Regions from separate parts of the Homo sapiens genome. Here all the other regions are linked to region 3. Evidence: read pairs that join two places in POLR2A ChIA-PET (ENCODE). Cell type or tissue: GM12878. All regions are shown on one strand. Links, peaks and the distances in the headings refer to the core of each region. The heading gives the core; the rest is flanking DNA. Region 1 holds the start of DYNC2I2 (dynein 2 intermediate chain 2). Region 2 has its middle 16 kb from the start of DYNC2I2. Region 3 overlaps GLE1 (GLE1 RNA export mediator).

Region 1 (7,155 bases), core at 1-5,000, 150 kb after region 3:
GCAGCCACGGTGGGACGCCCGAACCCGCCCGGCAGCCACGGTGGGACGCCCGAACCCGCCCGGCAGCCGCGCTGCGACCCCGCCTTCCCGCCCGCGTCGCTCCGCGCGGGGCCCGCGCCCTCACCGTCTCCCAGCGGATGCCCTGGACGGCCCTCCACTGCGAGGGCACGGACGCCACACCCAGGGTCTCGTCCTGCAGCGGCCCTGGCCGCCCCGGCCCCGGGCCGCTCGCAACCCCGACTGTCGCCAGCGCCGCAACACCAGCGCTTCCCGCCTGGCTGAGTGGCCCCGGCTGCGCGCGGGTTGCCATGGAGACGGTTCCGCCCTCTCGTGCGGACGCACTCAGGCGCGACCTCCGCCCCTACGCCGCCATGAGCGGAAAACGGGGAATGTGAGGCTGACGGCGCCATGTTTGAATTGGTCGCAGCGCCTCCTGCAAGACCTGGAAGAAAGAAAAGTAACGATTCTTCTCGGCCAGAGAGAGAAGCATGACCGGTTTTGCATACCCTGTCCCCAGAAAAAGCACTCTAAGAGTAGGCGCGCTACTCCTGGGCGAGGAAACTGCGGAAGTGAGGCATTGGTGCCAGGTTCAAAGATGGCGCTGAGCAGCCAAGCGCAGAAGCGAAGAGAGGGCGGCAGCCTGCGGCCGTGGCCGGCCCGCGAGGTCTGGGCCTGGGAGCGCAGATCTGGCTGAGCAGCTGATTCTTCCAGCAGATCCGAGAACCGCGCCACTCGAACAGGCTGTCACCTCGAAGCCAAGTGATCTCCCTTTAATCCTCAGTCTCTGTCTCAATAGAATGATGATGAAAAATATTCCTACGGAGATCCTAAATGTGGTTAAAAAGCTGGGAGGCCCAAATGAGGTCTTCTACAGAAACATGCTTATTAAATCGAAATTAAAAGCAAATAACTAAATAATGTGCCTACTGTGTGTCAGGCAAAGAGCCCAGAACGTCTCTTTCTTATTAAGTTCTCACCCTGAGGAAAGAATTGCTTTTTATACTATATTATGTCGTTCTGCCATTCCGCGCGCCCCACCGGAATTAAAAAAACTGGAGATTCTGACCTGAGGACTAAAAAATAAAAATAAAGAATAAACAAATAGGCCAGGTGCGGTGGCTCACACCTGTAATCCCGGTACTTTGAGAGGCCAAGGCAGGAGGATCGCTTGAAGCCAGGAGTTCGAAACCAGCCTGAGCAACATAGTGAGAGCCCGTCTCTACAAAAAAAATGTTTTAAAACTTAGCTGGGCATGGTGGCACGTGCCTGTAGTCCCACCTACTCGGCAGGCTGAGTGTAAAGATCCCTTGAGTCCAGTAGTTTGAGGCTGCAGTGAGCTATGATTACACCACTACACTACAGCCTGAGTGATAGAGCAAGACCCTATCTCTAAAAAAATAATAATAGGCCAGACGAGATGGCCAGCACTTTGGAAGGCCAAGGCAAGAGGATCACTTGAGCCCAGGAGTTTGAGACCTGCCTGGGCAACACAGCAAGACTCCCTCTCTACAAAAAAAAATTTTTTAATTGGCCAGGCATAGTGGCACACACCTGTAGTCCCAGCTGCTCCGGAGGCCAAGGTGAGAGGATCCCTGGAGTCAGGGAAATTGAGGCTGCAGAGAGCCCTGATTGAACCACGCTGTGCTTTAGCCTGGACAAGAGAGTGAGACCCTGTCTCAAAATAATAATAATAATAACAACAAAATAATAAAAAAATTCTAAAAAATGATCTGGGAAGGATAGATGCTACTTTTTTTTTTTTTTTTTAAGACAGAGTCTCACTCTGTCGCCCAAGGTGGAGTGCAGTGGCGTGATCTCGGCTCACAGCAACCTCCACCTCCCCAGTTCAAGCGATTCTCATGCCTCAGCCTCCCAAGCAGCTGGGATTACAGGCACATGCCACCACACTGGGCTAATTTTTGTATTTTTAGTAGAGAAGGGTTTCACCATGTTGGCCAAGCTGGTCTGGAACTCCTGATCTCAAATGATCTGCCCGCCTCAGCCTGCCAAAGTGCTGGGATTACAGGCGTGGGCCACTGCGCCCAGCCTGTTTGTTTTTTTTTGAGACAGAGTCTCGCTTTGTCGTCCAGGCTGGCGTGCAGTGGCACTATCTTGGCTCACAACAACCTCCACCTCCCAGGCTCAAGTGATTCTCCTGCCTCAGCCTCTCGAGTAGCTGGGATTACAGGCAACCGCCACCACGCCTGGCCAATTTTTTGTATTTTTAGTAGAGATGGGGTTTCACCGTGTTGGCCATGCTGCTTTGAAACTCCTGACCTCAGGTGAGCCACCTCACCTGACCTAATTTTTTTTTTTTTTTTTTTTTTTGAGACAGGGTCTGGCTGTGTCACCAGGCTGGAGTAGTGGTATGATCATGGCTCACTGCAGCCTCAACCTCTCCGGGCTCAGGCCATCCAACCACCTCAGCCTCCTAAGCAGCTGGGACTACAGGCATGCACTACCATCCCCAGCTAATTTTTGTGTTTTTGTAGAGATGGGGGCAGGGGTCTCCCCGTGTTGCCCAGGCTGGTCTCGAACTCCTGGGTTCAAGTGAACTGCTCACTTCTACCTCCCAAAGTGCTGGGAATACAGGCTAAGCCACTCCCCAGGCCAAAGCAGATGGTATTTGAAAACACAATTCAATCCCTTCAGGGCCCAAGATTCCGTCCCTGTACCCACCCTCTCTCCACCCCATGGCCTCTGCCTCCACCTGCTTCAAGCACACCCCTCAGGCCTCAGTTTACCACCACCTAGAAAGGCCCTTCCTCAAATGTAGACTGAAGAAAAAGGGACTTTTTAAAAACTCATTAAGGGGCCGGGCGCGGTGGCTCACAACTGGGAGGCCGAGGCGGGCGGATCACGAGGTCAGGAGATCGAGACCATCCTGGCTAACATGATGAAACCCCATCTCTACTAAAAAATACAAAAATTAGCCGGGCGTGGTGGCGGGCGCCTGTAGTCCCAACTACTCGGGAGGCTGAGCCAGGAGAATGGCATGAACCTGGGAGGTGGAGCTTGCGGTGAGCAGAGATCGCACCACTGCACTCCAGCCTGGGCGACAGAGGGAGACTCCGTCTCAAAAAAAAAAAAAAAAACACACACACAAACTCACTAAGGTCTGGTGTGGTGGCTCATGCCTAAGAGTTCGAGATCAGCCTGGGAAACATAGGGACACCTCGTCTCTAAGACAAAACCTATTTAAAAAATTAGGGCTGGGCGCAGTAGCTCACACCTGTAATCCCAGCACTTTTGGAGGCCGAGGCGGGTGGATCACCTGAGGTCAGGAGTTCGAGACCAGCCTGACCAACATGGTGAAACCCTGTCCTTACTAAAAATACAAAATTAGCGAGGCGTGGTGGCACATGCCTATAATTCCAGCTACTCCGGAGGCTGAGGCAGGAGAATCACTTGAACCTGGGAGGTGGAAGTGGCAGTGAGGCAAGATGGCGCCATTGCACTCCAGCCTGGGCAACAAGAGCAAGACTCTGTCTCAAAAAAAAAAAGTTAGCCAGGTGTAGTGGCATGCATCTATGGCCCAGTTACTCTGGAGGCTTAGTTGGGAGGATCGCTTGGGCCTGTGAGGTCAAGTGCAGTGAGCCATGATTGCGCCACTGTCTTCCAGCATGGGTGCCAGAGTGAGACCCTGTCAAAAAAAAAAAAAAAACCCTCAAAACTCATTATTATTATTATTTTTATTTTATTTTATTTTTGAGACGGAGTCTCGCTCTGTCGCCCAGGCTGGAGTGCAGTGGCACGATCTCGGCTCACTGCAACCTCCGCCTCCCGGGTTCACGCCGTTCTCCTGCCTCGGCCTCCCAAGTAGCTGGGACTACAGGCGCCCGCCACCACCCCCAGCTAAGTTTTTTTGTATTTTTAGTGGAGACAAGGTTTCACCGTGTTAGCCAGAATGGTCCCGATCTCCTGACCTTGTGATCTGCCCACCTCGGCCTCCCAAAGTGCTGGGATTACAGGCATGAGCCACTGTGCCCTGCCTATTATTTCTTTTTTTTTTTAAACAGTCTTGTTCTGTTGCCCAGAGTGGACTGCAGTGGTGTGATCTTGGCTCACTGCAACTGCTGCCTCCCGGGTTCAAGCGATTCTCCTGCCTCAGCCTTCAGAGTAGCGCATGCCACCACGCTCAACTAATTTTTTGTATGTTCAGTAGAGACAGGCTTTCACCATGTTAGCCAGGATGGTCTCGAGTTCCTGACCTCATGATCCGCCCACCTCAGCCTCCCAAAGTACTGGGATTATAGGCATGGGCCACCATGCCTGGCCTGACAAAGCTGTCTAATTTTATTTTTATTTTTTATTTATTTATTTATGTTTTTGAGATGGTGTCACGCTCTGTCATCCAGGCTCAAGTGTAGTGGCACAATCTCGGCTCATTGCAACCTTCACCTCTTGAGTTCAAGTGATTCTCTTGCCTCAGCCTCCCAAGTAGCTGGGACTACAGGCATGCACCACCACACCCGGCTAATTTTTGTATTTTTAGTAGAGACGGGGTTTCACCATATTGGCCAGGCTGGTCTCGAACTCCTGACCTCAGGATCTGCGCACCTCAGCCTCCCAAAGTGCTGGAATTACAGGCAAAAGCCACTGCGCCAGGTCAAAGCTGTTTTAATAATGAGGTTGTTGTGTTGAGCCGGCCGCAATGTTTCACGCCTGTAATCCCAGCAATTTGGGAGGCCAAGGCAGGTGGATCACCTGAGGTCAGGAGTTCCAGACCAGCCTGATGAACATGGTGAAACCCTGTCTCTACTAAAAATACAAAAATTAGCCAGATGTGGTGGTGCATGCCTGTAATCCCAGCTACTCCGGAGACCGAGGCAGGAGAATTGCTACCCCACTGCACTCCAGTCTGGGTAACAGAGTGAGACTCCATCTCAAAAAAAAAAAAAAAAAAACAAAAAGAAAAACCAGCCTGGCATGGTGGCTCACGCCTGTAATCCAGCAATTTGGGAGGCCGAGGTGGGCAGATCACCTGAGGTCAGGAGTTCAAGACCAGCCTGGCCAACATGGTGAAACCTTGTCTCTACAAAAATACAAAAATTATACGGGTGACATAGCGGGTGCCTGTTATCTCAGCTACTCGTGAGTCTGAGGCAGGAGAATCGCTTGAACCCAGGAAGTGGAGGTTGGAGTGAGCCGAGATTGAGCCGTTGCACTCCAGCCTGGGCAATAAGAGTGAAACTCTGTCTCAGAAAAAGACAAACCAAAAAATTAGCCGGGCGTGGTGTCAGGCACCTGTATTCCCAGCTACTTTGGAGGCTCCCATGCATCAGGTCCTAATAACAATCACACTTACTTGATCCTCAGGGGATGAATGTCTGAAAAAAAGCCGGCCGGGCTTGGTGGCTCATGCCTGTAATCCCAGCATTTTGGGAGGCCGAGGTAGGCGGATCACCTGAGGTCAGGAGTTGGAGACCAGCCTAGCCAACATGGTGAAACCCCGTCTCTACTAAAAATACAAAAATTAGCTGGGCGTGGTGGCAGGCGCCTGTAATCCCAGCTACTAGGGAGGCAGAGGCAGAAGAATCACTTGGACCTGGGAGGTGGAGGTTGCTGTGAGCCGAGATTGCACCCCTGCAATCCAGCCTGGCGACAGAGCGAGACTCCATCTCAAAAAAAAAAAAGAAACCCCATCTCTACTAAACATACAAAAAATTAGCTGGGCATGGTTGCATGTGCCTGTAGTCCCAGCTACTTTGGAGGCTGAGGCAGGAGAATCACTTGAACCTGGGAGGCGGAGGTTGCAGTGAGCCGAGATTGCGCCATTGCACTCCAGCCTGGGCAACAGCGCGAGACTCCGTCTTGGGGAAAAAAAAAAAGAGCCTGAAACCTGAAGGGGGCTCAATCAATGGTGGCCATAATGAAAGCGCCATCTGCCCATGCTCTTTGTGTTGAGAGGCTGGTGTGCCCTACAGATGGATACTGGACATAAAGCAGCAGGATATTCATAATTCCAAAACACAAGTGTTACAGTCTTGGGTGTTTTGTTTTGTTTTATTTGAGATGGAGTTTTGCTCTTGTTGCCCAGGCTGGAGTGCAATGGCGCGATCTCGGCTCACTGCAACCTACTTCCTGGGTTCAAGCAATTCTCCCTGCCTCAGCCTCCCGAGTAGCTGGGATTACAGGCACCCGCCACCATTCATGGCTAATTTATTTATTTATTTTTTTGCAGGCAGAGTCTCACTCTATCCCCCAGGCTGGAGTGTAGTGGCACGATCTTGGCTCACTGCAACCTTCACCTCCTAGGTTCAAGTGATCCTCCTGCTTCAGCCTACAGAGTAGCTGGGATTACAGACAACTGCCACCATGCTGGGCTAATTTTTGTAGGTTTCACCATGTTAGCCAGGCTGGTCTCGAGCTCCTGACCTCGGGTGATCCACCTGCCTTGGCCTCCCAAAGTGCTGGGACTACAGGAGTGAGCCACTGCACCCAGCCTTTTTTTTCTTTTGAGACGGAGTTTCTGCCTCACAGGTTCAAGCATTTCTCATGTCTCAGTCTCCTGAGTAGCTGGGACTACAGGCGTGGGCCACCACACCTGGCTAATTTTTGTATATTTGGTAGAGATGGGGTTTGGCCAGGCTGGTCTCAAACTCCTGACCTCAGGTGATCCGCCTGCCTCAGCCTCCCAAAGTGCTAGGATTACAGGCGTGAGCCACGGCGCCCGGCCCCAATTCATTCTTAATGATCCAGATTGAACCTCTCTGATCTCTGCCAGTGGATTATTTATTTATCTATCATGTTTTTTTTTCATTCTAGTAACTACAAATAGGAAACCAGAGGGGGAGCCCCAGGCTGGGACAAACAATGGCCACCCCCTCCTTGACATTACAGTGGAACAACGTGGCCCCTACATCCTTTATGGTCAATTCAGGCCCCACTCCTTCCTCTTCTTCTGCTGCAGTGTAGGGACCTCAAACTCCTCCTGCTTTGTTTCCTGTACCCCAAAGGGGATTGTCTGACCTAGTGCAGGGACTAGGGAAGGAGAGGAAGGAAGAAAAGTGAGTGTGAGCTCCATGGAGTGACAAAGACACAGGCTGGGCTGGGGACATTTTTGAGAATAAGCACCCCCGCAGATGGCCATACCTGCTACTGCCAGGACAGTGGAGGAGGGTGTGCTAGGATGAGATGGGGCTTGGGCTCCTT
Region 2 (9,585 bases), core at 1-5,000, 160 kb after region 3:
GATGGTCTTGATCTCCTGACCTTGTGATCCGCCCGCCTTGGCCTCCCAAAGTGCTGGGATTACAGGCGTGAGCCACCACGCCCGGCCAGTCTCGATCTCTTGACCTTGTAATCTGCCCGCCTCCGCCTCCCAGAGTGCTGGGATTACAGGCATGAGCCACTGCGTCTGGCCACAACGCCCAGCTAATTTTTGTATTTTTAGTAGAGACGGGTTTCACAATATTGGCCAGGATGGTCTCCATCTCCTGACCTTGTGATCCGCCCGCCTTGGCGTGAGCCACTGCATTGGGTCGTAAATCACGATTGTGTCATCACACTCCAGCGCCAGCTTGGGTAACAGAGTGAGACCATTCTAAAAAAAAAAAAAAAAGGCTGGGCGCAGTGGCTCACACCTGTTATCCCAGCATTTTGGGAGGCTGAGATGGGTGGATCACAAGGTCAGGAGTTTGAGACCAGCTTGGCCAACATGGGGAAATCCCATCTCTACTAAAAATACAAAAATTAGCAGGGATGGTGGCATGCACCTGTAATCCCAGCTACTGGGGAGGCTGAGGCATGAGAATCGCTTGATCCCAGGAGGTAGAAGTTGCAGTGAGCTGAGATCATGCCACTGCACCCCTGGAAAACAGAGCGAGACTCAGTCTAAAAAAAAGGAAAAAAAAAAAAAAGAAAAGGAAAGATCAAGTGCCTTGAATACATAGAAATAAAATACTTACCGGGACAGTGTATATGGAGGTCAAAATATGCTAAGGAGTGTATAACAACTAACCTGCCATATGGCCAGGTGCAGTGGCTCACACCTGTAATCCCAGCACTTTGAGAGACCGAGGCCGGTGGATCACCTGAGGTCAGGAGTTTGAGACCAGCCTGACCAACATGGCAAAACCCCGTCTCTACTAAAAATATATAATTGGGCCGGGTGTGGTGGCTCACACCTGTAATCCCAGCACTTTGGGAGGCCGAGGCGGGCGGATCACGAGGTCAGGAGATCAAGACCATCCTGGCTAACACGGTGAAACTCCGTCTCTACTAAAAATACAAAAAATTAGCCAGGCGTGGTGGCATGCGCCTGTAGTCCCAGCTACTCGGGAGGCTGAGGCAGGAGAATGGCGTGAACCTGGGAAGTGTAGCTTGCAGTGAGCCGAGATTGCGCCACTGCACTCCAGCCTGGGCGACAGAGCGAGACTCTGTCTCAAAAAAATTTAAGAAATTAAAAAAAATTTTTAAAATTAAAATTAAAAAGAAGGCCCAGCGCAGTGGCTCACACTTCTAGTCCCAGCACTTCAGGAGGCTGAGGTGGTCAGATCACCTGAGGTCGGGAGTTCAAGACCAGCATGAGCAACATGGAGAAACCCTGTCTCTACTAAAAATACAAAATTAGCCGGGCGTAGTGGCACATGCCTCTAATCCCAGCTACCTGGGAGGTTGAGGTAGGAGAATCGCTTGAACCTAGGAGGCATAGGTTGCGGTGAGCCGACATCGCACTATTGCACGCCATCCTGGGCAACAAGAGCGTAACTTTGTTTGAGATGGAGTCTCGCTCTGTTGCCTAGGCTGGTGATGAGTGGCACAAACTTGGCTCATTGCAACCTCTGCCCCCCAGGTTCAAGGGATTCTCCTGCCTCAGCCTCCCTAGTAGCTGCGATTACAGGTGTGTGCCACAATGCACGCTTATATTTTTTGTATTTTTAGTAAAGACGGGGTTTCACTATGTTGCTGAGCCAGGTCTTGAAATCCTGAGCTTGTGATCCGCCAGTCTCGGCCTCCCACAGTGCTGAAATTTCAGGCATGAGCCACTGCACCTGGCCTAAAAATACAAAAATTGACTGGGCATGGTGGTGAACACCTGTAATCCCAGCTACTTGAGTCTGAGGCATGAAAATTGCTTTGACTGATGAGGCAGAGATTGCACTAAGTCAAGATCTTGCCACTGTACTCCAGCATGGGTTACAGAGTAAGACTCTGTCTCAAAGGAAAAAAAAAAGGCTGGACACCGCTGGTGGGTCACACCTGTAACCCCAGCACTTTGGGAGCCCAAGGGGCGGATCACCGGAAGTCAGGAGTTTGGGACCAGCCTGGCCAACATGGTGAAACTCCGTCTCTACTAAAAATACAAAAAAATAGCTGGGCGTCGTGGTGGGTGCCTGTAATCCCAGCTACTCGGGAGGCTAAGGCAGGAAAATCGCTTGAACCTGGGAGGCAGAGGTTGCAGTGAGCTGAGATTGTGCCATATCACCCCAGCCTGGGTGACAAGAGTGAAATTCCATCTCAGAAAAAAAAAGAGAGGCCAAACACAGTGGCTTACACCTATAATCCCAGCACTTTGGGAGGCTGAGGCGGGCAGATCATGAGGTCAAGAGATCGAGACCACCCTGGCCAACATGGTGAAACTCCATCTCTACTAAAAATACAAAAATTAGCTGGGTGTGGTGGCCCACACCTGTAGTCCCAGCTATTCGGGAAGCTGAAGCAGGAGAATTGCTTGAACCTGGGAGGAGGAGGTTGTAGTGAGCCGAGATCACACCACTGCACTTCAGCCTGGCAACAGAGTGAGACTCCATCTCAAACAACAACAACAAAAGAAAAAAAAAAAAAAAGAGAGAGAGAAACGCGGTGGGGTGTGGTGGCTCAGGCCTGTAATCCCAGCACTTTGGGAGGCTGAGGCAGTGGATCACCCGAGGTCAGGAGTTGGAGACCAGCCAGCCTGACCAACATGGTGAAACCCCGTCTCTACTAAAAATACAAAATCAGCCAGGCGTGGTGGCACGTGCCTGTAATCCCAGCTACTTGGGAGGCTGAGGCAGGAGAATCGCTTGAACCTGGGAGGCAGAAGTTGCAGTGAGCCCAGATTGCACCATTGCACTCCAGCCTGGGCAACAAAAGCGAAACTCCGTCTCAAAAAAAAAAAAAAAAAAGAAACACCCAAGAATGGGCAGTTTAGAAAAGCAGTAGCATCATCAGTCAAGAAACACATGAAGAACTTCGGCTGGGCACAGTGATGAGCACCTGTCCCAGCTACCAGAGAGGCTGAGGTGGGAGGGTCACTTGAGCCCAGGAGTTCAAGACTACAGGGAGCTGTGATCCTGCTTCTGTGCACTCCAGCCTGGGCAATAGAGTGGGACCCTGTCTCTCTTTTTTTTTTTTTTTTTGAGATGGAGTCTTGCTCTGTCACCCAGGCTGCAGTGAAGTGACTTGATTTCAGTTCACTGCAAACTCCGCCTCCTGGGTTCAAGCAATTCTCCTGCCTCAGCCCCCCAAGTAGTTAGGATTACAGGCACATGCACCAGGCCTGGCTAATTCTTTTTTTTTTTTTTTTTTTTTTGAGACGGAGTCTCACTCTGTCTCCAGGCTGGAGGGCAGTGGCCGATCTCGATTCAATGTAACCTCTGCCTCCCGGGTTGAAGTGATTCTCCTGCCTCAGCTTCCAGAGTAGCTGGGACTACAGGTGCGTGCCACCACGTCCAGCTAATTTTTGTTATTTTTTATTTATTTATTTTTTGAGACGGAGTCTTGCTCTGTCGCCCAGGCTGGAGTGCAGCGGCTCGATCTCGGCTCACTGCAAGCTCTGCCTCCTGGGTTCAAGCCATTCTCCTGCCTCAGCCTCCCGAGTAGCTGGGACTACAGGTGCCCGCCACCATGCCCGGCTAATTTTTTTTGTATTTTTAGTAGAGACGGGGTTTCACCGTGTTAGCCAGGATGGTCTCGATCTCCTGACCTCATGATCCGCCCGCCTCGGCCTCCCAAAGTGCTGGAATTACAGGCTTGAGCCACCGCGCCCGGCCTAATTTTTGTATTTTTATTTATTTATTTATTTATTTATTGAGACGGAGTCTCGCTCTGTCGCCCAGGCTGGAGTGCAGTGGCGCGATCTCAGCTCACTGCAACCTCCACCTCCTGGGTTCACACCATTCTCCTGCCTCAGCCTCCCGAGTAGCTGGGACTACAGGCGCCCACCTGCATGCTTGGCTAAATTTTTGTATTTTTAGTAGACGGGGTTTCACCGTTTAGCCAGGATGGTCTTGATCTCCTGAACTCGTGATCCGCCCGTCTCGGCCTCCCAAAGTGCTAGGATTACAGGTGTGAGCCACCGCGCCCGGCCAATTTTTGTATTTTTAGTAGAGACAGGGTTTCACCTTGTTGGCCAGGATGGTCTGGATGTCTTGACCTCGTGATCCGCCAGGCCTGGCTAATTTTTATAGTTTCAGTAGAAACGGGGTTTCCCCATGTTGGCCAGGCTAGTCTCAAACTCCTGACCTCAGGTGATGTGCCCGCCTCAACCTCCCAAAATGCTGAGATTACAGTTGTGAGCCACTACACTGACCCTGTCTCTAAAAAAAAAAAAAAAGTTTAATCTCATTAATAATACCAGCTGTGAGATAAAATTTTCCAACTACCAGGAAGTGTCTATTCAGGGCAACTTAAATCTATGCTTCTGGGGAGAAAAAAAAAAAGGAAAAAAATTTCCACCTGCCAAAATGGAAAGAAGCCAGATTCAATGAAATGTACTGAAATATACACAGACACTACAGAAGAGCAACTGGACAATTTGGGAACATGTTAAAAACCCTTTTTATTGGCCGGGCGCGGTGGCTCACGCCTATAATCCCAGCATTTTGGGAGGCCGAGGCAGGCGGATCACAAGGTCAGATGGAGACCATCCTGGCTAACATGGTGAAACCCCGTGTCTACTAAAAATACAAAAAACTGGTGGGGCGTGGTAGCGGGCACTTGTAGTCCCAGCTACTAGGGAGGCTGAGGCAGGAGAATGGTGTGAACCCGGGAGGCGGAGCTTGCAGTGAGCCGAGATTGGGCCACTGCACTCCAGCCTGGGCGACAGAGTGAGACTCAGTCTCAAAAAAAAACCCTTTTTATTTTACATACTTTTTCACTTAACAATTGTAGTTCTAACAACATACTCTAAGGAAACAATCATGTATATGTGCCAGGACTTAGCTGCTCAGATGTTTATCACAGAGTTGCTTATAATGATCAAACAGTAGTAGCAGCTTAAATTTTCACCTTTGAGGCTTAAATAAGTATAGCACATTTACCCAACAAAAATAATGCAAGATTAAAAAATACTGTCAATAATAAAATGTTCTTATTTATACATAATGGCAAAAAGTTGTCAAAAACATTTGTTAATGGTTAAAAAATACAGTAGCAAACAGTTGTTTTGTTTGTTTGTTTTCAAGGAGTCTCACTCTGTCGCCCAGTCTGGAGTGCAGTGGTGCAATCTGGGCTTACTGCAACTTCTGCCTCCAGGGCTCAAGGGCTCCTCCCTGCTCAGCCTCCTGAATAGTTGGGACCACAGGCACAGACCACCTCACTGGCTATTTTTTTTTTTTTTTCTGAGACGGAGTCTAGCTCTGTCACCCGGGCTGGAGTGCAGTGGTGCAATCTCGGCTCACTGCAAGCTCCACCTCCTGGGTTCACGCCATTCTCCTGCCTCAGCCTCCCGAGTAGCTGGAACTACAGGCACCAGCCACCAAGCCCGGCTAATGTTTTTGTACTTTTAGTAGAGATGGGGTTTCACCGTGTTAGCAAGGATGGTCTCGATCTCCTGACCTCGTGATCCGCCCCCCTAGGCCTCCCAAAGTGCTAGGATTACAGGCGTGAGCTACCGCACCCAGCTATTTTTTTTTTTTTTTTTTTGAGATGAAGTTTCACTCTTGTTGCCCAGGCTGGAGTGCAATGGCTCAATCTTGGCTCACCGCAACCTCAGCCTCCCAGGTTCAAGCAATTCTCCTGCCTCACCCTCCCGAGTAACTGGGATTACAGGATGCGCCACCACACCTGGCTAATTTTTGTATTTTGAGTAGAGACTGGGTTTCTTCATGTTGGTCAGGCTGGTCTCTAACTCCCAACCTCAGGTGATCCACCCACCTCACCCTCCCAAAGTGCTGGGATTACAGGCACGAGCCACCACACCTGATCATCGCTAGCTAATTTTTTTTGTTTTGTGTGTGTGTGTCTTGTTTTTGAGATGGAGTCTCGCTCTGTTGCCCAGGCTAGAGTGCAGTGGCGTAATCTCGGCTCACTGCAAGCTCCAACTCCTGGGTTTATACCATCTACTGTCTCAGCCTCCCGAGTCACTGGGACTACAGGCGCCCGCCACCACACCCGGCTAATTTTTTGTATTTTTGGTAGAGATGGGGTTTCACCGTGTTAGCCAGGATGGTCTCAATTTCCTGACCTCGTGATCCGCCTGCCTTGGCTTCTCAAAGTGCTGGGATTACAGGCATGAGCCACCATGCCTGGCCGTCTCTAGCTAATTTAAAAAAAAATTTTGGCCTGGCGTGGTGGCTCACGCCTGTAATCCCAGCACTTTGGGAGGCCAAGGACGGTGGATCACAAGGTAAGGAGTTCGAGACCAGCCTGGCCAATATGGTGACACCCTTGTCTGTACTAAAAATACAAAAATTAGCTGGGCATGGTGGCACGCACCTGTAATCTCAGCTACTTGGGAGGCTGAGGCAGGAGAATCGCGTGAACCCAGGAGATGGAGGTTGCAGTGAGCAGAGATTGCACCACTGCACTCCAGCCTGAGAGAGAGATCGAGACTCCGTCTCAAAAAAAATAAAAAATGTCTAGACATGGAGTTTAGCCATGTCGTGCGGCTGGTCTCAAACTCCTGGACTCAAGTGATCTGCCCGTCTCAGCCTCCTAACGTGCTGTGATTCAGGCGTGAGCCACCACGCCCAGCCAATGATAACTTTTTAAGGAATACTCAGGAGCCAGAGCTCAGTGTGAGGGGCAAGGAAAGAGAAATGTCTGTGGTAGAGAAACTCTACCGGGAGATTCCTGAGGCCCCGTCAGAGCTGATCTCCCGGGGGTCTCAGAGACCAGCCTTGCTTCACTGTCAGCCTTCCTGAGCGGTCTGTTTTCATTACACTAAGGCTATGTTGGTATAGGGGAGCCAGAAAGACAGGGGTTGGAATCTTGACTCCTCTACTCCTTGCCCTTTGATTTTAGGGCAAGTTATGCCTTTGAGTCTTTATTTATTTTTTATTTATTTATTTTAGAGGCAGGGTATTGCTGTGTCAACCCAGGGTGGAGTGCAGTGGCGCGATCTCAGCTCATTGCAACCTCCGCCTCCTGGGTTCCAGCGATTCTCCTGCTGCAGCCTCCCAACTAGCTGGGATTACAGGCATGCACCACCATGCCCAGCCAATTTTGTATTTTTAGTAGAGATGAGGTTTCACCATGTTGGCCAGGCTAGTCTAGTCTAACTCCTGACCTCAGGTGATCTGCCCACCTCAGCTTCCCAAAGTGCTGGGATTATAGGCATGAGCCACCGAGCCTGGCGGAGCCTTGATTCTTCATTTGGTTTGGTTCTCCCAACTGTAAAATAAGGGCATAATACTATCCTATAAAGATGGATGGGAGGATTCAAAAGGGTAATGCTTAGTCAGCGCCACATGTAGGTCCAGCTGATGCTCAATAAATGGTAGCTATCTACAGCCATCCCAAGCGGACAGGTGAACAGATAAAGAAACAATACAATGTTTTGGAAACTTCTGGTTCCCAGAGGGAGCCTGGCCTTGGGGTTATGGAACATCTGGTACTCCCTGAGCCTGTCAACTTTTGGGTGGAGTGGAGGGACACCTTTTGCTTTGCCCCCAGCTGCCCTGTAGCTCCATTCTAGAACTGGGAAGAGTTGCCACAGTTGCCTAGTAACGCCCCTGGGAGTCCAGGAAGCTCAAATTTTAGAAGCTGGAGAGGAAAGGAAAGGTGGGCCAGGTCCAGCTACCCTGGAGGCTGAAGCAGGAGGATCACTTGAGTCTAGGAGTTCAAGACCAGCATGGGTAATATAGCAAGACCCTGTCTCTACAAAAAATACAAAAATTAGCTGATTTGCTGGGGCACACCTGTCGTCCTAGCTACTCAGGAGGCTGAGGAGGGAGGATCACTTAGAGCCTGGGAGGTGGAGGCTGCAGTAAGCTATGATCACACCACTGCATTCCAGCCTGGATGATAAACCAAGACCCTGTCTCAATTTAAAAATAAAGAAAAAATATTAAAAAACACACAAACAGGCCAGGCACAGTGGCTCACGCCTGTAATTCCAGCACTTGGGAGGCCAAGGTGGGTGGATCATCTGTGGTCAGGAGTTCAAGATCAACCTGGCCAACATGATGAAACCCCATCTCTACTAAAAATACAAAAAGTAGCCGGGCATGATAGTGGGTACCTGTAATCTCAGCTACTCGGGAGGCTGAGGCAGGAGAATCACTTGAACCCAGGAGGTGGAGGTTGCAGTGAGCCTAGATCCTGCCATTACACTCCAGCCTGGGTGACAGAGAGAGACTCAGTCCAAACAAACAAACAAACAGGAAAAGTGAGGTCTTATGTGTTTGAATTTTTTTTTTTTTTTTTGAGGCGGAGTCTTGCTCTGTCGCCCAGGCTGGAGTACGGTGGTGTGATCTCAGCTCACTGCTACCTCCGCCTCCTAGGTTCAAGTGACTCTCCTACCCTAGCCTCCAGAGTAGCTGGAACTACAGGCACCTGTCACCACGCCAGGCTAATTTTTGTATTTTTTAGTAGAGACACGGTTTTGCCATGTTGGCCAGGCTGGTCTCAAACTCCTGACTTCAAGTGATGTGCCTGCCTCAGCCTCCCCAAGTGTGGGGATTACAGGCCTGAGCCACTATGGTTGGCCCCAGCTGTTTTTTTTTTTGTTTTGTTTTGTTTTTGAGACGGAGTCTCGCTCTATTGCCCAGGCTAGAATGCAGTGGCGAGATCTCTGCTCACTGCAAGCTCCACCTCCTGGGTTCAGGCCATTCTCCTGCCTCAGCCTCCTAAGTAGCTGGGACTACAGGCGCCTGCCACCACGGCCGGCTAATTTTTTGTATTTTTAGTAGAGATGGGGTTTCACCGTGTTTGCCAGGATGGTCCTGATCTCCTGACCTCGTGATCCACCTGCCTCAGCCTCCCAAAGTGCTGGGTTTACAGGCGTGAGCCACCATGCCCAGCCAGTTTTATTTTTAATGTAATATGTTCACAAAGGGCCAGGTGCCATAGCTCACTCCTATAACTCTGTCTCAAAAAAAAAAAAAAAGAAAGAAAAAAGTTCACAAGCCTCCAAACTCAAAATGCAGAGCAGAATTCGAGACTAGCCTATCCAACATAGTGAAACTCCATCTCTACTAAAAATACAATAAACTAGCCAGGCATGGTGGCTTATGCCTATATTCCCAGCTACTTGGGAGGCTGAGACATGAGAATTGCTTGAACCCAGGAGGCAGATGTTGTAGTGAGCTGAAATCGCTCCACTGCACTCTAACCTGGGTGACAGAGTGAGACTCCATCTCAAAAGCAAAAACAAGAAAACAAAATGCACAGGCTAGGCACAGTGGCTCATGCCTATAATCCCAGCACTTTGCGTCGGCTGAGGTGGGTGGATCACCTGAGGTCAGGAGTTCAAAACCAGCCTGACCAATGTGGCGAAACCCCGTCTCTACTAAAAAAAAAAAAAATACAAAAATTAGCTCGGCGTGCTGGCAGGCACCTGTAATTCCAGCTACTCGCAAGGCTGAGACAGGAGAATCGGTTGAACCCAGGAGGCAGAAGGTTGCAGTGAGCC
Region 3 (9,321 bases), core at 49-5,048:
CTGTAGTTAGGGTTATTTAGTCTGATTTTCATTAGAAGGATAGTAGTCTAGGTCATTATCAAGAAACCACTGTACTTTGTTTTCATCTGATTGTTAATACATTACTTTGGGTCTTTGATGTTTATTTATTTAGGCCTTCTTAGATGTTCAGTAAGGCATGTAGTGGATTATACTGAGAACAGTTGACGTGTAAGTTGAGCTTAACCCTATTCTTTTCTCTAGGATGTTTTAGAAGAATGTATGTCTCTTCCCAAGCTATCTTCTTATTCTGGATGGGTGGTAGAGCACGTCCTACCCCATATGCAGGAGAACCAACCTCTGTCTGAGACTTCGCCATCCTCTACGTCAGCTTCAGCCCTAGATCAACCCTCATTTGTTCCCAAATCTCCTGACGCAAGCTCTGCCTTTTCCCCAGCCTCCCCTGCAACACCAAATGGAACCAAGGTAAGGTTGTGATCAGCTTAAGACAAAAGACATGGTGGCTGCAAAGTCAAAATGTTTAATATTGTCATATGACAGTGACCATACCCTAGGGGAAATAATGATTGCTCATTGTTGTAGCTGTTGTAGAGACAATGTTGACAGCACCATTCAGTGTTCTCTTTAGACAGATCCAGAGGGAGAAAAATCCCCTCTATTCTTAGTACCGAGAATAGTATAACTAATTTCATGAGCAATTGGATTTTTTTTTTTTTCTGATGAACGCTGCGTCTGTTTAACTGATATGGTCTCCCTTTTTGTGTTATCTGCTGGAAGAAGGCTTAGAGTGAAATGTATACCTTCTCTTTAAGTTTACATGCCTTCTCTCATTGGTTCTGTAGGAGATTTTACCCTATTCCTGGCTCTGTTTTGTCCCTGCCTCTGTTTTTTTGTTATTTCTCCCACTTAAAAATGCTAAACTGGGGCCATTTCCTCTCAGAAGACCCCTCTCTCTCACTAGAGAGAGAACTATTTTCCTTTCTCTTTCTCTTGCCTATTAAACCTCCACTCCTAAACGCAAAAAAAAAAAAAAAAGTTAAATTGGACCCAACACAGTGGCTCATGTCCATAATTCCAGTGCTTTGGAAGGCCAAGACAAGAGGATTGCTTGAGCCCAGGAGTTCAAGACCAGCCTGGGCAACATAGTGAGACCTTGTCTCTCCAAAATACTTAAAAATTGGCTAGGCATGGTGGCTCGAGCTTGTTGTCCTAGCTACTTGGGACATTGAGATGGGAGGATCACTTGAGCCCAGGAGTTTGAGACTACAGTGAGCTGTGATCAAGCCATTACATTCCAGCCTAGGCAACAGAGTGAGTCCCTATCTCAAAAAAAAGTTAAATTTTGGAAGTTTTTTAAAATTACTTTTTATATACTTCTAGAGGTAGTTTGTGTATATACAAATATACGTGAACATGTCTTCTTCTTCACCCTCCCTTTTTTTTGAGCTGAGGTCTGTCTCTGTCAACCAGGATGGAGTGCAGTGGCATGAACATGGCTCACTGCAGCCTCCACCTCCCAGGCTCAATCCACCCTCCTGTCTCAGCCTCCCGAATAGCTGGGACTGCGTGTGGACACCACCATACTTGGCTATTTTCTTTTTCTTTTTTTTTTTTGAGACGGAGTCTTGCTCTGTCCCCCAGGCTGGAGTGCAGTGACGCAATTTCAGCTCACTGCAACTTCCGCCTCCCGGCTTCAAGCGATTCTCCCACCTCAGCCTCCTGAGCGGCTGGGATTACAGGCACCCACTATCACGCCCGGCTTATGTTTGTATTTTTAGTGGAGATGGTGTTTCACCATATTGGCCTGGCTGTTCTCAAACTCCTGACCTTATGATCTGCCCACCTCGGCCTCCCAAAGTGCTGGGATTACAGGTGTGAACCACCACACCCAGGCTTTTTTTTTTTTTTTTTTTTAAGATGGAGTCTAGCTCTGTCACCCAGGCTGGAGTACAGTGGCATGGTCTCGGCTTACTGCAACCTTTGCCTCCTGGGTTCACGCGGTTCTTCTGCCTCAGCCTCCCAAGTAGCTGAGATTACAGGTGTGCGCCACCATGCCTGGCTAATTTTTGTATTCTTAGTAGAGACAGGATTTTGCCATGTTGTCCAGTCTGGTCTCAAACTACTGACCTCAGATGATCTACCCACCTCGGCCTCCCAAAGTGCTGGGATTATAGTCGTGAGCCACTGTGCCTGGCCAGTTTTTTTTTTTTTTTTCTTTTTTACATAGAAAGTATTTTTTTTCTATCTAGTAGTTCATCTTTTAAAATATTAGTCTTTAAAAAATATTCTTTGTGGCCACGTGTGGTGGCTCACACGTGTAATCCCAGCACTTTGGGAGGCTGAGGCAGGTGGATCACTTGAGATCAGTAGTTCGAGAGCAGCTTGACCACAGTGAAACCCTGTCTCTACTAAAAATACAAAATTAGCTGGGCGTCGTGGCGCACGCCTGTAATCCCATCTACTTGGGAGGCTGAGGCACTAGAATTGCTTGAACCCGGGAGACGGAGGTTGCAGTGAGCTGAGATCATGCCATTGTACTCTAGCCTGGGTAACGGAGCAAGACTCAGTCTCAAAATATATGTATATATAGAGACTGAGTAAATAATAACAACAAAATAAATAATATATATATTATAAATATACATAAATATATATATTTATGTTGATTTTGTTGTTGTTGTTGTTGCCAGAAAAGGTCTAGGTACTTTAAAATATATATTTTTAGCAACTGAACGTCTTAAGGAAAAAAAGGAACCTCCACCTAAATGTCATACCTTATATAAAAATTAACTTGGCCGGGTGCAGTGGCTCACGCCTGTAATCCCAGCACTTTGGGAGGCCAAGGCGGGTGGATCACTAGGTCAGGAGATCAAGACCATTCTGGCTAACACGGTCAAACCCCTTCTCTACTAAAAATAAAAAAAAAAATTAGGCGAGTTGGCGGGCACCTGTAGTCCCAGCTACTCAGGAGGCTGAGGCAGGAGAATGATGTGAACGCGGGAGGCAGAGCTTGCAGTGAGCTGAGATTGCGCCACTGCACACCAGCCTGGGCGACAGAGCAAGACTCCATCTCAAAAAAAAAAAAAAATTAACGTGATCATGGACTTAAACATAAAAAAAAAACTGTAAGCCTTTTAGAACTAAAACATAACCAGAATCTAGGGCTGGGTGAAGATTTATTTCTTTATTTATTTTTGAGACGAAGTCTCATTCTTGTCCCCCAGGCTGGAGTGCAATGGTGCAATCTCGGCTTAATGCAACCTCCGCCTCCCAGGTTCAAGTGATTCTCCTGCCTCAGCCTCCCGAGTAGCTGGGATTATAGGCGCCTGCCACCATGCCTGGCTAATTTTTGTACTTTTAGTAGACGGGGTTTCACCATGTTGGCCAGGCTGGTCTCGAACTCCTGTTCTCAGGTGATCTGCCCAACTTGGCCTCCCAAAGTTCTGGGATTACAGGCGTGAGCCACCAGGCCCGGCCTGGGTGAAGATTTATTTATTTAACATTCCTGAATTAGCAGAACTGTAGAGAAGGAGAATAGCTTAGAGATGAGGGATGGGGGAGGAAGTGGTGAGGCTATAAATATAGGTGTGACATGGGGTGGTTGGTGGTGATAGAACAGCTTTGTATCTTGAGTGTGGTGGTGTTTACATGAATCTACATGTGATAAAATTACATAGAACTATACATAAGCACAAATGAATGCCTTTAAAACTGGTGAAATCTGAATAAGCTCTGTGGATTGTACCAATATCAATTTACTGGTTTTGTTATTTTATTGTATTTATGAAAGACATTACTATTGGGGGAGACTGGGTGAAAAGTACATGCGACCTTCCTGTATGTATTTTTGCAACCTTCTGTGAACATTAATTATTTAAAAATTAAAATTTTTAAAAAGTATTTTTATGAGCAGCTTCTTGGCAACAGATTCTGATCTGATCCTGCCAATATTGTGGCGTGCCCTCAGGTGGGCCTCTTTTCCTCAGTGGACTTCAGTGTCTTTATCTGTAAATCTCATTCTGGACCAAATTGCTGAGGTCTTTTTTTTTTTTAATATGGAGTTTCGCTTTTGTCGCCCAGGCTGGAGTGCAATGGCGTGATCTCGACTCACTGCAACCCCAGGTTCAAGTGATTCTCCTGCCTCAGCCTCTTGAGTAGCTGGGATTACAGGCACGCGCCACCATGCCTGGCTAATTTTGTATTTTTCGTAGAGACGGGGTTTCACCATGTTGGTCAGGCTAGGTGACCTCAGGTGATCCACCCGCCTTGGCCTCCCAACATGCTGGGATTACAGGCATGAGCCACCGTGCCCAGCCCGAGGTTATTTTCACGTATAAAATTCCGTAATTTTTGGAGCCACTGCGCCTGGCCTAATAAATTATTAAATGGTTTTATGTAATGGATTGTCACATTATTTAGGAATTTTTGGTATTTACGTAAGAAAAACCCAGTTTGGCTTAAGGGACTGAGGGAAGTATTAATTAGTTCATGTAACTAGGAAGTCTAGGAGTGCATTTGGAATCACCTAGATCTAGGAACATCTACATTCTGCATCTTTCTGCTTGACATTATTTATTATTATTTTTCAAACATCTCCCCCACATAGGATTGATTATTTTTGACTCAATCTAGTGTCCCAAACATGGGGCTTTGCCTCTCCATTTCTCAGTTATTGGTTTCATTGTTGAGATAGATTAGGTGGCAAGATGGCTACTGGTAGCCCTGGACTCAGCATCTTCTTAGGTTAGCATTCCCAGATAGCTTCATCAGAAAAGTTCAAAGATATCCATGTCAGGTGTGTTAATGAAAATAAAAAAGCTGGGTGTGGAATCCCAGGACTTTGGGAGGCCAAGGCAGGTGGAACATTTGAGCTCAGGCATTCGAGACTAGCCTGCGCAACATGGGGAAACTCCATATTTACAAAAAAATTACCTGAACATGATGGCTCATGCCTACGGTCCCAGCTACTCAGAAGGCTGAGGTAGGAGGATCCTTGATCCTGGAAGGTCATGGCTGCAGTGAGCCTAGATAGCACGACTGTATGCCAGCACGGGTGATAGAGTAAGACCCTGTCTCAAAAAAAAAAAAAAGAAAAGAAAAAAGGCGGGGTGCGGTGGCTCACGCCTGTAATCCCAGCACTTTGGAAGGCCAAGGCGGGTGGATCACGAGGTCAAGAGATCAAGACCATCCTGGCTAACATGGTGAAACACCATCTCTACTAAAAATACAAAAAAAATTATCCTGGCGTGGTGGAGGGTTCCTGTAGTCCCAGCTACTTGGGAGGCTGAGGCAGGAGAATGGCATGAACCCGGGAGGCAGAGCTTGCAGTGAGCCGAGATTGCGCTACTGCACTCCAGCCTGGGCAACAGAGTGAGACTCCATCTCAAAAAAAAAAAAAAAGAAAAAGAAAAAGAAAAAAAATAGGCCAGGCATAGTGGCTCATGCCTGTAATTGTAGCACTTTGGGAGCCTGAGGTAGGAGGCTTGCCTGAGACTAGGAGTTTGGGACCAGCCTGGGCAACATGACAAAACCCTGTCTCTACAAAAAAATACAAAAATTAGCCAGGTGTGGTGGCGTGCGCCAGTGGTCCCAGCTACTTGTGAGACTGAGGCAGGAGGATCAATTGAAGCTGGAAGGTCCAGGCTGTAATGATCCGTGATCACGCCACTATACTCCAGCCTGGGAAACAGAGTGAGATCTTGTTTCAAAAAAAAAAAAAAAAAAAAACTTAGAAAAGTTCAAAGATGAACTCTGGCCTTCAGGTCATATTTTTCATTCCTCAAGTCCATACTGGGTGTAGGAGGATAGCAGACTTTTTTTTTTTTTTTTTTTGAGACGGAGTCTCTGTATCCCAGGCTAGAGTGCAGTCGTACGATCTCTGCGCACTGCAAGCTCCACCTCCCAGGTTCACGCCATTCTCCCGCCTCAGCCTCCCGAGTAGCTGGGACTACAGGCGCCCGCCACCATGCCTAGGCACGTGCCACCATGCCCGGCTAACTTGTGTATGTTTGGTAGAGACAGAGTATGTCTTGTGTATGTTTAGTAGAGACAGGGTTTAGTAGAGACAGGGTATGTCTTGTGTATGTTTAGTAGAGACAGGGTTTCACCATGTTGGTCAGGATAGTCTCAAACTCCTGACCTTGTAATCCGCCCACCACAGCCTCCCAAAGTGCTGGGGAAAAAGGTGCCTGGCCTTTTTTTTGAGATGGAGTCTTGCTCTGTCGCCCAGGCTGGAGTGCAGTGGCGCGATCTCAGCTCACTACAGCCTCCGCCTCCTGGGTTCAAGGGATTCTCCTGCCTTAGCCTGCCTCCTCAGTAGCTGGGATTATAGGTGCGTGCCACCACGCCTGGCTAATTTTTGTGTTTTTAGTAGGGACGGGGTTTCACCATGTTGGTCAGGATGGTCTCGAACTCCTGACTTTGTGATCCGCCCACCTCTGCCTCCCAAAGTACTGGGATTACAGGCGTGAGCCACCACACCCGGCCTGAGGATAGAGTACTTTGATAGCCAGCTTTCTCCTGAAGCCAGGAGGATGGAAGCTTAGGGATGTAGGTTGGGGATACTCCATCCAAAGCATCCCAGGATAAATGGACACTGATCTGAAGAAAGGGGAAACATTTTCTAGGCAGAGTAAAACAAACAAGTCAAAAAAAACATAGAAAAACCCAAAAAATCACCCAAAGTAACAAACATCAATTTATTAAAGAAAACAATTAGAACAAAGTCAATGTCATTCATGAAAAGCACACTAGTTCTGACCTAAATTTTTTTTTTGCTCTTGTTATTGGTGGTTGTTCATAAGTTGGGATGTGGTCTTTGTCTAGAAGAGATAACACCAACTTTACCATATTAAAAACTTATTTTTTAATTATTTTTCCATTTTCTGCTCATATAGGGCAAAGATGAGTCCCAGCACACAGAATCTATGGTACTTCAGTCCTCACGGGGGATCAAAGTGGAAGGCTGCGTCCGAATGTACGAACTGGTACACAGAATGAAAGGAACAGTAAGTGAACCCATGAAGGAAGGCAGCCTTGATCCTGCGAGCCACATTTAACTGCAGTTCCCCAGGGCGTAGGAATGGGCACTGTATGCTACTCATCCTTCCCACCTACTGTTTAGTTTTGGGGGTAGTGTAATAGAGGTCAGGAGTGAGTGCTCTGAAGTCAAGTCTGGTTTCAGATCCTGGCTGTTACATTTTACATGTGACTTTGGGAAAATTACTTAGCCTTTTCTGGCTTCCATTTACTTCTCCAAAATTTGGAAATGGTCTGGGATTGTTAGATAAGCTTATTCTGAGAAAATGGGACCTTAGCCTCTTTTTTTTTTTTTTTGAGGTGGAGTTTTTGCTCTTGTTGCCCAGGCTGGACTGGACTACAGTGGTGTAATCTTGGCTCACTGCAACCTCCACCTCCCAGGTTCAAGTGATTCTCCTGCCTCAGCCTCCCAAGTAACTAGGATTACAGGCTCGCGCCACCACACCCAGCTACTTTATTTTCTATTTACTAGAGACGGGGTTTCACTATGTTGGTCAGGCTGGTCTCGAACTCCTGACCTCAGGTGATTCACCTGCCTCAGCCTCCCAAGGTGCTGGGATTACAGGCATGAGCCACGATGCCCAGTCAGGACCTTAGCCTCTTGAAAAAATAGCAGCACTATTTTAATTAATTTATTTGATTGTATTTTGTTTTTGTTTTTGTTTTTGAGATGGAGTCTTGCTCTGTTGCCCAGGCTGTAGTACAGTGGCACCATCTCGGCTCACCGCAAGCTCCGCCTCCCAGGTTCATGCTATTCTCTTGCCTCAGCCTCCCAAGTAGCTGGGACTACAGGTGCCTGTCACCACGCCCAGCTAATTTTTTGTATTTTTAGTGGAGACAGGGTTTTGCCGTGTTAGCCAGGACGGTCTTGATCTTCTGACCTCGTGATCTGCCCGCCTCGGCCTCCCAGAGTGCTGGGATTACAGGCATGAGCCACCGTGCCCGGCCTGTTTTTTGTTTTTGTTTTTTTGAGACAGAGTCTTGCTGTTGTCAGCCCGGGCTGGAGTGCAGTGGTGCAATCTTGGCTCACTGCAACCTCCGCCTCCTGGGTTCCAGCAATTCTCCTGCCTGAGCCTCCCAAGTAGCTGAGATTACAGGCGCCTGCCACCACGCCTGGCTAATTTTTGTATTTTTTAGTAGAGACGGGGTTTCACCGTGTTGGCCAGGCTGGTCTCAAACTCCTGACCTCAGGTGATCCACCCACCTCAGCCTCCCAAAGTGCTGGGATTACAGGCATAAGCCACTGCGCCCAGCATGTATTTTTTTTTAATTAGGAAAGCAATGCATGATCTTGTAAAAATGTTTCAGAGTACAGGAATTTAGAAAATGAAAGTCTTGGCCAGGCACGGAGGCTCATGCCCGTAATCCCAGCACTTTGGGAGGGTGAGGCAGGTGGATCACCTGAGATAAGGAGTTCCAGACTGGCCTGGCCAACATGGCGAAACCCCATCTCTACTAAAAATACAAAAATTAGCCGGGCATGGTGGCACATGCCTATAATACTAGTTACTGGGGAGGCTGAGGCAGGAGAATCACTTGAACCCGGGAGGCAGAGGTGGCAGTGAGCCAAGATTGTGCCACTGCACTCTAGCCTGGGCAGCAGGGCAATACTTTATCTCAAAAAAAAAAAAGAAAAAGAAAATGAAAGTCTTCTAACATCTTGCCTCATTGGTCATTGAGTCAATAAATATTTGCTGAGCACCTATGTGCTAGATGCTGTTCCAGGTCTAGATAAAACAGTAAACATTATAGACATAGAGCTTATATTGTGGTGGGAAGAGACAGAAGTAAACAAGAGAAATAAGTAAAATATTTGGAACATTGTTGTAATCTGGGTGAAAGATGGTGGTTGCTTAGAGTAGGGTGGTAGCAATGGAGATGGTGAGAAACGACTAATTCTGCATATCAGAGTTGTTTTAATTCAAAGATTTATTTCCTGCATCTTTGGAAATTTTTCCCCTTGATTAGTTCACCTCTCCATTGCCTAAGTTAATCCTCTATATGTCCTATTCTTTCTTTCATTTTCCTTTTGTCTTATTGTTTTGTTTTCTAGAAGATTTCTATATTTTATTCTCCACCTGTTGATTGAAAAAATATATATGTATTTATTATGTCTAATTTTCATGAGTTTTTTTGTATTCTCCACTTCTTCCTTTTTCAGAGCATCTTATTCTCATTTCTTATCATATTCAGAGCTCTTTTTCAGATTCACTTGTGTTCCTTGATATACATGTCCTTCTGGATTCATTATTTTTTATTTGTTCATCTTGATCCCTTTTAGGATATAGAGATTCCTCAGTTATC

What was found. ChIA-PET counts read pairs that join two places held together with the same protein. Peaks named below come from ENCODE experiments on the same cell type or tissue, not always from the same donor. Only the 100,000 strongest peaks of a DNase experiment are listed, where the experiment ranks them.
Region 1: POLR2A ChIA-PET joins it to region 3 with 5 read pairs; 2 of 35 experiments call an interaction of 5 or more read pairs at or near these places.
Region 2: POLR2A ChIA-PET joins it to region 3 with 6 read pairs; 6 of 35 experiments call an interaction of 5 or more read pairs at or near these places.

Annotation. Positions count from the first base shown.
Region 1 is chr9:128,656,417-128,663,571 of GRCh38, forward strand. It overlaps DYNC2I2 (dynein 2 intermediate chain 2), which reads right to left and starts at 431. Exons shown (of 9, transcript NM_052844.4): 1 at 125-431. The coding sequence starts at 310. It also overlaps the pseudogene HMGA1P4. RefSeq lists enhancers at 1-487, 461-670, 488-1,131 and a silencer at 1-280. In GM12878, for the core only: no CTCF peak of the experiment used is centred there; a DNase peak (open chromatin) is centred at 545; H3K4me3 peaks cover 919 bases; H3K27ac peaks cover 929 bases.
Region 2 is chr9:128,668,172-128,677,756 of GRCh38, forward strand. It overlaps a transcript of DYNC2I2 not described here. Among named protein-coding and RNA genes, the nearest start is that of DYNC2I2, 16 kb to the left of the region's middle. RefSeq lists an enhancer at 1-134. In GM12878, for the core only: no CTCF peak of the experiment used is centred there; no DNase peak of the experiment used is centred there.
Region 3 is chr9:128,508,654-128,517,974 of GRCh38, forward strand. GLE1 (GLE1 RNA export mediator) reads left to right here. Exons shown (of 16, transcript NM_001003722.2): 2 at 223-444; 3 at 6,876-6,986. Among named protein-coding and RNA genes, the nearest start is that of GLE1, 8.6 kb to the left of the region's middle. In GM12878, for the core only: no CTCF peak of the experiment used is centred there; no DNase peak of the experiment used is centred there; H3K27ac peaks cover 553 bases.